3 separate regions of the Homo sapiens genome follow, and regions 2 and 3 are each linked to region 1. The links are chromatin contacts, found by Hi-C or POLR2A ChIA-PET in ENCODE. All regions are on one chromosome and are shown on one strand. Each heading gives the region's core, a stretch centred on a gene start or an enhancer-like site at or near the end of the contact. The rest is flanking DNA. Distances are from core to core; before and after follow the strand shown. Region 1 overlaps M1AP (meiosis 1 associated protein). Region 2 has its middle 93 kb from the start of EVA1A-AS. Region 3 holds the start of TET3 (tet methylcytosine dioxygenase 3).

Region 1 (4,082 bases), core at 1,057-3,556:
GCAGGTGGATCACTTGAGGCCAGGAGTTCAAGACCAGCCTGGCCAACATGGTGAAATCCCACAGCTACTAAAAATACAAAAATTAGCCAGGCATAGTGGCACGCACCTCTAATCCCAGCTACTCAGGAGGCCGAGACATGAGAATCACTTGAACCCGGGAGGCAGAGGTTGCAGTGAGCCAAGATCGCACCACTGCACTCCAGCCTGGGCGACAGAGCAAGACCCTGTCTCAAAAAATAGTTATAATAGGCTGGGCACGGTGGCTCATACCTGTAATTCCAGCACTTTGGGAGGCCGAAGTGAGTGGATCACAAGGTCAGGTGTTCGAGACCAGCCTGGCCAACATGATGAAGCCCTGTCTCTACTAAAAATAAAATAAAATAAAAAATTAGCTGGGCGTGGTGGCAGATGCCTGTAATCCCAGCTACTTGGGAGGCTGAGGCAGGAGAATCGCTTGAACCTGGGAGGCGGAGGTTGCAGTGAGCCGAAATCGTGCCACTGCACTCCAGCCTGGGCAACAGTGTGAGACTCTGTCTCAAAAAAAAAATAGTAATAATAAGGATGGGAAAAAGTATTCCCTTCCATCCTGGCTTACATACACGAGATTAGAGTCTCCCTGCCACTAAACTCAGGGTTTGAGGATCTGTATTTATCTATCTGTCTATTTATTTATCAAATATTTACTCACCACTGTATGCCAAGCACTGTTGTAGAGATGAAGAGACCTTTTCTTTGTTAGTCTTCTGTCTTGGAAAAGGGCAGGGATGTAGTTGACCTGTCACTAGTAGATACCCATATTTTGGAGCATTTACTAAGTGGTAGTCACTTAACCAAGTGTTTTGCATACTTTACCTCATTTAATCCTCACAATAATCTGAAGTAGAGATTGTTATCCCAACTTTTGCAGATGGAGGAGGCTGAGGCCTAAAAAGACCAAGTAAGTTACCTAAGGTCACACAGCTACCAAAGTAGTCTTGTCAGAGTTTGAGGACCTAGCTCACACATGTAATCCCAACACTTTAGGAGGCCAAGGCAGAAGGATCACTTGTGCCCAGGAATTCAAGACTAGCCTGAGAAACAGAGTGAGACCCTGTCTCTATTAAAAATTAAGAAATTAGCCAGGAGCAATGACTCACACCTGTAGTCCCAGCTACTCGGGAGTCTGAGGTGGAAGGCTTGCCTGAGCCCAGGAGTTCAAGGCTGCAGTGACCCATGATCGCACCACTGCACTCTGGGCGACAGAGGGAGACACTGCTTAGGGGGGGTGGGAAAGAAAGAAAATTTAAAAAGAATTTGAACCTAGTTCTGTTGACTACAAAGCCCATGTTTTTAACTTCTTTGCTAAATTCCCTACTCTGGATGTAGCCAGATAAATACAGACTATAACACTGAAGCTAATTCTCCTTCACTTACACCCTATGCTTCTGTACTTCAGCGGAGTTGAACTCACTTAAAATGGCACAGTACTCATAACAACGGCTTACTCATCTTGTACTGCTGTTCTCTTTACTCCGTTTGGTCCACCTCATCTAGATTAAAGACCACTCTCCTATTCTGGAAAAGACAGCAGCAAAACAGTTTTCTTTCTTTTTTTTTTTTTTTTTGAGACGGAGTTTCGCTCTTGTTGCCCAGGCCTGGAGTGCAATGGCACAATCTTGGCTCATCACAACCTCCACCTCCTGGGTTCAAACAATTTTCCTGCCTCAGCCTCCCGAGTAGCTGGGATTACAGGCATGCACCACCACATCTGGCTAATTTTTTATTTTTAGTAGAGACGGGGTTTCTCCATGTTGGTCAGGCTGGTCGCAAACTCCCAACCTCAGTTGATCTGCCCACCTCAGCCTCCCAAAGTGTTGGGATTACAGGTGTGAGCCACCGTGCCTGGCCGCAAAACAGTGTTTAAATGCCTCTTCCTTCTTGTTTTTCACATGACATTTTCTCCAAGCAGCAAAAATCCTGAATGGCAGTATGTTATAGAGTACAAACTTTTCACAAACTTCAGCTCATTAATTCAACACAAATATTTTTAAGTGTGACGAGACTTATTTAGGGTTTTAACCTCCTAAGCCTATTTTTACAAGTTTGCCATGCTTCTTTAACTCCATCTTTGGTTTTTTATTCTTTCATATACCTTTTTCATATGTTCTTTTAAAATCTGATTTCAAGTCAGCTCCATATTTAACTCTCTTGCCTTCTGTTTTTCACTGTAATGTTCCCCTCCAGCCAACTTCTCATTCTAACTTCTGCCTTTCTGTTAATAGCAGCACCGCCATTGTCTAGTCACCCAGGCTTGAAACCTCAGTCACTTTCAGCCATCTCACCCTTTACACCTACTCCATCACTAAGTCATATCAATTTTCCACTCATAACATGAGTTGTAACTCTCCTTTACTTCCTGTTCCCACTGCTTGTCTCACCAAGACTTCTTCAGTAAACTCCTAACTGGCTTCCCTGCCTCCAATCTCTCTCTCTTCTGGTTTTCCCTGCACATTGGCACTAGCTTAATCTCCTTGAAGCATTCCCCTATCACATGTTTTTCTATGTATCAATACTCAATCACGTATTACACCTTGCCTATTCTATCCCTATAGCATCTGTTATCACTATCCTAATTCAAGCCCTTTTAACCTTTCCTTTAATACTGCAATAATCTCTCAACTTGTCTCAATGCTTTTTTAGTGCTTCCCATTCCTAGTCCATTTCACATAATGCCAACAGATTAATCTTTTGATTAATCTGATTCAGCACTGATTCTGCCACTACTCAGCTGAAAAATACTTTGTGGCTTACTATTGTTTATCCATAAAGTCCATATTCCTTAGCCTAATATTCAAGGTCCCACCTTATCTCCCATTATTCCCCTTCATGTACCATACACTCCAACCAAATTAATACAGAAACCTTAAATTTTTCCACCTTTGAGCCTTTGCTCATGTTGACCTTTCTCTCATCTCTGTGTGTTCAAATCCTACCCTATCCTGAAAGACCAAACTCAAATGGTACTTCTTGAATGGGAGCTCTCTAGTTTCTTCCACTTGTCATTAGACATTTGTATGCTGTTTCTTTTTGGAGAAAAACATATTTCAAATAGGTTTTTAAATATAGGATCCTATGTTTGAGATTAAAGTCTCAGATATAATTTGACTACCCAAACTCCAGATTGACATAGTGCCTTTTCTATCGCTTCCCCACTTTACTAACCAATTCCTAGGCTTTGGTCAAATTTAGGCCCAGAATAGAAATTCCCCCCTTTCTTACTTCTCTTTTTGGAGGAGTCAAGGCAAGGCAGTTTTCTAATATGTTGTAGTAAAATATAATTTGTGTTGTCCAGGAAAATCCTGGACTGTGGAATCAGACGGCCTTAGGTTCCTGACGCTTTTTTTATTTCCCGACTGTGTGAACTTAGGCAACTTGCTTACCCTCACTAAGTATTGGTGTATTCATCTATTTGTAACCCTAACAAATTTAATGGCCCCTACGTGGCTTAGTCTCTGCACAAATGGCATATATGGAAGCACTATCAGAGGCCCAAAAGTAAATTTTAAAGTGATTTGTGTATTCAAAGGACACCAAAAAGGATCTAGTTCATAACCCATAATGACATTTCTCAAATTTTCTTCCCCCACTCCTCAATTATCTCTAACCTGAAGCTGTTCCTAGAACCTTTCACACACACACACACACACACACACGCATGCACACACACACATACACACACACACACAAATTATCTCTACCTCCTCAGTCCCTGTTCTCTCTCAATCCTCTTCCTCCCTCTCTCAGCCATATATTATAAATTGACTTAGCCTCTCTGACATAATGTAGTCCTCCTCTCTCTCAGGTCCTGTCTCTTTCTACCTATTTAAAATACTAAGAAATAAAGCTGATAAGGCTTCTCCTTTAATCAATAGAAGTAGAGTGAGGGAGGGCTGGGCACAGTGACTCACACCTGTAATCCCAGCACTTTGGGAGGCAGAGGTGGGCAGATCAACTGAGGTTAGGAGTTCAAGACCAGCCTGGCCAACATGGCGAAACCTCATCTCTACTAAAAATACAAAAATTAGCTGGGGGTGGTGGCACAT
Region 2 (4,082 bases), core at 467-2,966, 860 kb before region 1:
TAAGTCTGCTGGTCTGCAGAGAATATAGCCACTCCTCCTCCTAGGAGCTCAGGCCCAGGGACATCAGAGTTCTGTCCCTGAGCCCCTGAATGGAGTTGTTGGAGTTCCTCCAGGGAGGCACCCCAGTGAGGAGGGATGGGTCAGGGTCAGGCCTGAAGATGCACTCTGGCTGCAGTCTGCCACAGCCTGTGTGTTGCCCTGTGAGGAATAACCTCTTAAGACCAAGCCTTCCAGCCTCCCTGGCTCCAGCCAGGGAAAAGTGCAGCCTGGAGCTATAGAGATGGCTGCCACCCTTCCTCTACCCCAAGAGCTTAGTGTATTAGACAGCTAGCAGTCCCATTGTTGGCTGCTGCCCTTCCTCCAAGTCTCTTGGAAGGCTTAGACAGTAGGCGGCTGCCCCTCCCCACCAGGAACTCAGCCTGTTTAAGCAGTTTCTAGCTGAGTGGCTGTTGAGAATCTGCTCAGCTTTGTGGTTTTCTAGGCCCCAGTGGTGTGAGCTCACTAGTGAGATTTTCTAATCTGTGGATTACACAGTTCCATGGGAAAAGCACAGTTTCCCAGGCTGGATAGCACTCTTACTCACCACCTTCCTTGGCTGGGGGGTGGAAGCTCCCCTGTCCTGTGTGGCTCTCAGGTGGGCCACTGCACCATTCTGCTCTTCCTTTCTTTCTGTGGGTCACGCCAGCTGCCTAGGGTCAGTCCTGATGACAGAACCTGCATACCTTGGTTGCCGGTGCTGGATTTGCATGCTGTTTTGGTTCTTTTCAGTGGGAGCGTCTGATCACTGCTGCTTCTAGTTGGCCATCTTGACTGCAGTCATTCTTTCTATCTTAGAGCTTCTGATAGATGTGTAGTAGTATCTCACTATGGCTTTAATTTGCATTTTCCTAATGGCTAAAAACATAGAACATCTTTTCATGTGCTTATTTATCTTCTGTATTTGTTTTTTGACGAAATGCCTTTTCATGCCTCCTGCCCATTTTCTACTTGGATTGTTAGCTTTTTTGTTATTGAATTTGGAGAATTTAAAATATATATATATTCTTGACATTAGTCCTTTGTTGGGCATATGGTTTTAAAATATTTTATTCTCCTCTATGGTTTGCATTCTTATCCACTGTTACAGTTTTTTCTGATTCATTCTAATTCCTAGCCTCTTTCCTTCAATGCTGTCTTCAGAGGTATTTTAGTACCAGGAACTCCTAACATGAAAATCCTTGTAGGATTCCAGTAGAGACTGGAAAATTGTTTATAAAACTGGTAAAATTTACATAAATATCTGGATCTTAGCTTCTCCAAAAGAATCAGGTAATCAGGCAACACTGGTTTGCATTTATTTTGATAACACTCAGAACTCACTTTAGATAGTACTCTCTGAGTTTTCACTTTCTTCACTTTTTCCTGTTGGCTAATAACCAGACTGCTTTATTTACTTCTGTTAGAGTTTGTATATGGTTGGTTTGTCCCACCAAATCTTACATTGAAGTTTGATCCCAGTGTTGGAGGTGGAAACTACTGGGAGGTATTTGTGTCACTGGGGGTGGATCCCTCATGAATAGATTAATCCTTTCTCTGGGGAGGGGTTGAGATGAATGAGTTCTCATACTATTAGTTCCCATGAGAGCTGGTTATTAAAAAAGAACCTAGAGTTTCCTTCTCTCACTTCCTCTCTTACCAGGTGATCTCTGTACACATTGGCTCCCCTTTGCCTTCTGCCATGAGTGAAAGCAGCCCGAGGCTTTTGCCAGATGCAAATGCCCAATCCTGAACTTTTCAGCACTCCAGAATTGTGAGCCAAATAAATCTTTTTTCTTTATAAATTGCCCAGCCTCAAGTATTCTTTTATAGCAGGACAAAATGGACTAAGATGCTTCTTTACCTGCCTAGCCCTGGTAGGCATTAAGATTTTAACCCCTGGCTGACACAGTACAGTTTAAATTCTCTTGCATGATATGGTAGGCTGAATTATGTTCCCCAAAAACACCTAAGTCCTTGTAAAACAAAAATAAAATTCTAACCCCCCCACCCCCACCCCAACCATCTGAATGGACTTCCTCCTCAGCCAGGACACTCTTAAAATTTAACCTGAAAGATTGGTTCAGGCCATTGCAGGAAGTGGGGCTCAGACATGCCTCATTACGCCTCTCTGGCATTAACATCAACACAGACCTTAAGTCTGATAAGAAGTATTTACAATCTATTCTCTCTGAAGCCTGCTACCTGAAGACTTTCTCTGCACACTAAGAACTTTAGTCTCCACAATCCTTTATCTTAACCCAGACATTATCTATTTTCTTTCTATTGATCCCAGGTCTTTATATAAACTCAACCATTTGGCAACCAGAAAATTTAAAAATCACCTATAATCTGGAAGCTCCCCCCAGCCCCCCACTTCAAATTGTCCTGCCTTTCTGAACTGGACTCATGTATTTCTTAAATGTATTTGATTGAAGTCTCATGTCTCCCTAACATGTATAAAACCAAGCTGCACCCCAACTTACACAGCGTCCATGTGAAGAGACCACCACAGGCTTTGTGTGAGCAACAAGGCTGTTTATTCCAGCTGGGTGCAGGCGGGCTGAGTCCAAAAAGAGAGTCAGAGAAGGGAGATAGGGGTGGGGCCGTTTTATAGGATTTGGGTAGGTAGTGGGAAAATTACAGTCAAAGGGGGTTGTTCTCTGGCTGGCAGGGGCAGGGGACATAAGATGCTCAGTGGGGGAGCTTTTGAGCCAGGATGAGCCAGGAGAAGGAATTTCACAAGGTAATGTCATCAGTTAAGGCAGGAACAGGCCATTTTCACTTCTTTTGTGATTCTTCAGTTACTTCAGGCCATTTGGATGTATACGTGCAGGTCACAGGGGATATGATGGCTTAGCTTGGGCTCAGAGGCCTGACACAACCCCCTTGGGCACGTGTTCTCAGGACTTCCTGAGGGCTGTGTGACAGGCTGTGGTCACTCGTATTTGGCACAGAATAAATCTCTTCAAATATCTTACAGAATTTGCCTCTTTTTATTGACATCCTGATTCCTAGAACCTGCAAATACGTTACCTTATGTAGCAAAAGGGACTTTGTTGAGGTTGATTAAGTTAAGGATCTTGAGAGGGGGAATTATCCTGGATTATCTGGATAGGCTTGATGTAATCACAAGGGTTCTTACAAAACAAGAGCAGAAGGGACAGGGTCAGAGACGAGATGTGGACAGAAGCAGAAGCTGAAATTATGCACTTTGTAGACAAAGGTAGAGGCTGCAATTCAAGGGATGCAAATGGCCTCTAGAAACTGGAAAAGGCAAGAGAACAGATCTCCCATTGAATGTCCAGAAGCAGTGCAGCTCTTCTGATACCTTGGTTTTAGCCTGTAAGATCTATTTTGGATTTCTGACCTTCAGAATTGTAAGCTAATACATCTGTGCTGTTTAAGCCACTAAGTGTATGGTAATTTGCTACAACAGCAACAGGAAACTAGCACTCACAGTGTTTAAGTTTATTTACTACCTGACTTCAACAAATCCCTGAATGCTGGTTTCTTTCCCCTTTGCTCCATTCTCTGTATACCCTATAGTCTCCACATGAAATTACTCATCATTCCCCAGGACACCATGTTTTTCACATCTCCATGTTTTTGAGTCATGCTTTTTGCCTAAAATTCTATCTCTTTCCATAAAACTTCTAGAAAAGAAAGGGGGAAGCCTACTTTAATATTATAACTACCAAAGATATTTTTACCACTTACAGTGCAGACAAGCTGAAGTTGATGAAAGATGCCACAGATCATTCCACAAGTTTCCCACCTGAGAGAGTACACCCTATTATAAGAGTCCCATTAAGATACCCTAATTTGGAAGAATTCAAACTGGAAAAGAAGGCAGTTCTCTGTGGATCAGGTGGGGAGTTCTTGGCTTGATGTCCTTTTAGCATTGTAGAATAACACTGGGAAGCCAATGTGATGGGAGGTGCAAAGGCAGGTATGGGCATGGCAAATGGAAAGGTGACAAATGGTGGGACCTCCTAAAGATGCAGCTTCTTTGTGCCTTTCTGTGGATCCCAGTTTTAGTATTTAGCATGTCATGCATTTGTAGT
Region 3 (4,082 bases), core at 402-2,901, 590 kb after region 1:
TCTTTCGACCATCTCCACCCCCTCGGAGTTGGGACTCACTCCCAGCCATGGAGAGCCCAGACCCCGGGAAGCTCCCTACCATCACCTGGCGCTGAGGGAAGTCATAAAGGCCTGGCAGGTCCGGCTGGACGGCCAGGGGCACCTGAAACTGGCTCATGATGCTGCCAGAGGTGGGGTCATAGGTGCTGGGGCAGAACCACAGTCGTTTCCTGCCACCTCCAAAGGCCACCAACAGGTCCTTCTCGCCTAGAACAGTCAAGAGTCTACAAGGGTGAAGGCAAGTGGCTTCAGTCTCGTGGATGGATGCCTCTTCTCAACCCCTCTTCACCTCCTCTGCAGCAGTCTGATCGGACTCCGTAGGGGGCCACTCTCCCACCTGCTGGGGCCCAGGATCTGGGGGAGGACACCAGCAGCAGCCCTCAGAAAAGGGATCATCTTGGCCCGGTGGGTTCTTCACCCTCACCCACCCTGGACCCAGGCATGAGTTGAGCAGGTAGGGGTGTGGTGGGGGCAGAGCTGAGTGAGCAGTTTCTCCTGGTATTTTTCCTCCAGGGTCTGGACGCTGGAGAAGGCAGTGCTGCCTGAAAAAGACAGAAAGGGGAAGCGCATCACTCGGGGCTCAGGGACAACTTTCACGTGTCACTTCTTCCTGTTTCTGGGAAGAGAAAATGGGGGAAGAGATGGGGCTTGCTCAATTGAGGTCCTGCCCAGAACCTCAGGCAGGACGCACCCAGCACCCGCTCCCTGTCTGAGGGAGGCGGCCTCGGGCCTGAGGGCTGCTGGGGGCCCTGGATTCAAGGGGGTGATCAAGGTGAGATTTCTAAGAAAGTTGCCCTCTTCCCCACCCCCACGGGCTGGTGAGAGTTTCACCAAAATTCCCCCACACGCCCTGGCTGGAGGCCGCCGGGCCCTCCCTAGGGAGCTGAGCTTTCAAAATAAAGTTTGCTGAGAGCCTCGCTCGGCGGGACTGCCCCGGCGCCCCCGGCACGGAAGCCGCCTGGAGGTGGGGGCGCGCCCTGGGCAGCCCGCGCCCGCCGCGCCCGCCGCCGGAGCGCAGCCCGCCAGCCCGACTGGGGAGGGCGGCCCGCGCCGCCGAGGGGCGCGGGGAGGGGGGCGCGCTCGAGCCGCGGGCCGGGCCGCGCGCGCGCCGCCGCTCGGGCTCCTTTGTTCTGGGGCCTCCGCCACTCCGCTCCGGCGGCTTCGCAGCCCCCGCCCCCGCCCCGCCACCCCCGCCCGGCTCAGCCGCACAGCGCCCCGCAGCACCCCAGTCCGGCCCCCCGCACCGGAGGAGCGGCCCCCCGCCGGATCCGGGCCGTCCCCTCCCCCTCCCCCGGGCCGGGCCCCCCGCGCCTCCCGCCGCCCCTCCCCCACTCCGGAGCCGGAAAGGCACCGACTGCACCGACCTGCCCGCCGCCTCCGGGGCGGAGCGCACAAAGGGGCAAAGTTTCCCGGCCCGCGCCGCCGCCGCCACCACCGTCGCGGCCGCCGCCGCCGCCGCCTGGGGCTCCCGCCTCCCGGAGCGCCCGGCCCGACCGAGCTCAGCGCGCGGAGCCCCCCGCCCGGGCCGAGGAGGGGACGGCGCAGGAGGAAGGAAGAGGCAGCGGCGGCCGCGGCGGCAGCAGCAGCAGCAATGAAGGCGTCCGCGGGACTCCCCGCCCCCCGCGCACCGCGGCACGTGCTCGCCCGGGGACTCCCCCGCCCGGGAGGGCGCACACGTGCGGCCCCGCCGAGCCCCGCCGGCCCGGCCGGGCCCCGGGCCGGGCGAGAGGGGGGTGGTTCCCGCGGAGGGGAGGGGTCGGGTGGGCGGCCTGCGAGCGGCTTGGGGCAGGCTCCGGCCCGGCCGCCGCTTCTCTGCACCTGCAGTGGCTCCCACCCACGCGGTCGGCCCTCCCGGGAGGCGGCCGCCCCCTTCGGGTTGGCCACCCTCGCCCTCCGGCGGGGCTGCAGCCGGGGCCGGCGAGGCGGGGTGGGGCACGCGGACCTTCCAGCCTAGGCCCTCGGCCGAGCCTCGCTCGGTGTCCCCACTTCCTGCCACTCCCTGCGGGCCAGATCTGTCCGGGACAGCCCCGGCGCCCCCGGGAGGCCTGAGCGCCGGGCCCGACTGACCCCCCTGTCCCAGCTGCCGCTGGCTCATTCCGAGGCAGGACAATGGGGGACATCGCGCGTTTGCGTACCGAGTCAGCCTGGCCGGCAAGAAGGGGTTGCTCGGGGGCAGAGGCTAAGGGCACCCTCGCAGGGGTCACGGCCGAATGCCCTGTCCAGGTGGACCCCACGGCCCTGCCATCACCAGCCTCCCCCGCGCCGCGCTCGATTCTTTCGCGTCGAAAACAAAGACTAATCCGATACCCCCGCCCTGCCTCCCAGAGGAGGGGGAACGGGCGCGTCGCGGAGGGTAACTGAGGAGGACAGCGTTCAGGAGGGCCTCGGACAGCCTCGAGGGGGCCGTGGGGCGACTAAGCCCTAAAACCCGGCGCAGACACTTTGAAGAGTCACCCTGGGCTACGTTCCAGGCAGGGGGTAAGGGGCAGGGCTCAGGAATATTTCCAAGTTGCCAAACTGCCCGTTCTCTCTGCTGCTTTTTTCCCTCACCTGTTGTGCAGGCCAAGTTGAAATTCCAGGTTAGATTAATTCAGCCCCACCCATCTGGCCTGACTGCCAGGCTGGTGCCTGCAACTGCCTTCCACCTACCTCGGTTGCAGGGGAGCAGGGTGGGTCTCTGACATACACGCGCACACACACACTCGGGCGAGTCCTGGCAGAAACAGCCACAGGACGGACTGGCCTGACCAGTTTGGGCGGTGCTCACGGAGCCAGGTACCTGGCAGGCGTCGCCGCCCGGCTGCAGCTAACAGCTTAGCCAGAACTGGAAAAAGAGCATTCGGCCGGCTATTTAGAAAGAAAGAAAAAAAAGTAACTGATCTGAAGTAGCGCTGTCCAGAAAGCCCTAGGCGGTAAAGCAGCCCGGGTTCTATCTGGAACTTCCCTCTGATTTTGACAGCCTGCTCCAGGGTCCAGGTTGTCAGCGAGGGAGTGGGTGGGGGTGAACATGGCTGCAATATCCACTTCCTACCATGGCCTTTGGGAGGACTGAAGAGTTTCTGTTCAGGGTAGTAAGACTAGAACCGAGACGAAAAACCAAGAGAGTGCAATTTTCAAACAGGGGAACAGGTTGCAGACTCGTAATTGTTTTTAATGTAATATATTTTTAATAAGCAACTTTATTAATAAAAAATGTGTATAAAGAAGACGTGGAGACTACAGATACTAGAGGGGAAAAATCACCAAATTACAACCATATTTAACCATTTGCTATATTTCCTTGTAGCCTTTCCTATTTGTGGATTTACTCACACTGATTATACAATTTGCCATCCTCTTTTAACTTAACATTGTACCATAGGCATTTCCCTGTTTGGTATACAGTTTTCAGAAAGTGTGACAGTGAGGTGAAGAAGATGGCTCAGGAGCCAGAGAACTCTGGCTTCCAAACCTGAATCTGCCACTTGGTAACAGTGTGACCTTGGACTAGGTACTCCATCTTCAAGGGAATCCAAGTAAAAGACTTAATATAGGGCTCAATGAATGACAACAACTAATATTGTTTAATCCATATGACAACCTTGTGAGGTAGGTACTATCATCAAACCCATTTTATGGATAAGAAAACAGATTAAATAACTTGCCCAGGATCACTCAGCTAGTAAGTTGTGGACTTTCAGAGGAGCCCAGCAGCCATCCTCTTGTATTCTGTCTGGGTAAATGGCACCAGCAAGTTACTGTGTCATTTACTCTTTGCCAGCAATCTATGAGAGGGTCATTTCATAAAGCCCTCTCGTTTAGGTAACTGGGTGAATGCTGGTGCCATTCACTGTGACAAAATGCAGAAGGAAGGATGCCTGGGGATGGAGACATTCGTGTGAAAGTGAGTGTGCAACTGAGGGGGTGAGGCCTGGGTTTGAGATTTGGGCCCCATCAGTGAGCAGACAGCGAGGCCTCAGTTGTGGAGGAGCTCATCCAGGGTGGATATGGAGTGTGAGAGGGAAAGGCTGCCAGGACAGAGCCCCAGGGAATACCAGCCCATG

The links. A loop is a pair of places that touch in the nucleus more often than their neighbours do. ChIA-PET counts read pairs that join two places held with the same protein, here RNA polymerase II (POLR2A). Pooled maps may share reads with other maps.
Region 2: a loop to region 1 is called in a map with no recorded cell type, with 13 times the contacts of the local background. The contact joins two enhancer-like sites. A Hi-C loop is called at or near these places in 6 of 37 single-sample maps with no recorded cell type and 3 of 50 pooled maps.
Region 3: a loop to region 1 is called in a pooled map, with 6 times the contacts of the local background. The contact joins the promoter of TET3 here to the enhancer-like site in region 1. A Hi-C loop is called at or near these places in 1 of 37 single-sample maps with no recorded cell type and 2 of 50 pooled maps. POLR2A ChIA-PET finds 5 or more read pairs at or near these places in 1 of 52 experiments (activated B cell).

What each region holds. Positions count from the first base shown.
Region 1 is chr2:74,569,520-74,573,601 of GRCh38, reverse strand. All of the region lies in intron 7 of M1AP (meiosis 1 associated protein), which reads left to right. Among named protein-coding and RNA genes, the nearest start is that of DOK1, 17 kb to the right of the region's middle. RefSeq lists enhancers at 1,149-1,358, 2,356-2,455. Within about 2 kb of position 2,306, at least 3 of the 41 ENCODE cell types and tissues checked have a DNase peak (open chromatin) inside an H3K27ac peak, as active enhancers do.
Region 2 is chr2:75,429,510-75,433,591 of GRCh38, reverse strand. No RefSeq gene overlaps it. Among named protein-coding and RNA genes, the nearest start is that of EVA1A-AS, 93 kb to the left of the region's middle. RefSeq lists enhancers at 26-185, 216-295, 496-765, 776-855 and a silencer at 336-425. Within about 2 kb of position 1,716, at least 3 of the 41 ENCODE cell types and tissues checked have a DNase peak (open chromatin) inside an H3K27ac peak, as active enhancers do.
Region 3 is chr2:73,982,479-73,986,560 of GRCh38, reverse strand. TET3 (tet methylcytosine dioxygenase 3) reads right to left here and starts at 1,651. Exons shown (of 12, transcript NM_001287491.2): 1 at 1,404-1,651; 2 at 1-581. The coding sequence starts at 157. RefSeq lists enhancers at 229-458, 2,352-3,275 and silencers at 939-1,108, 1,532-1,730, 1,489-2,178.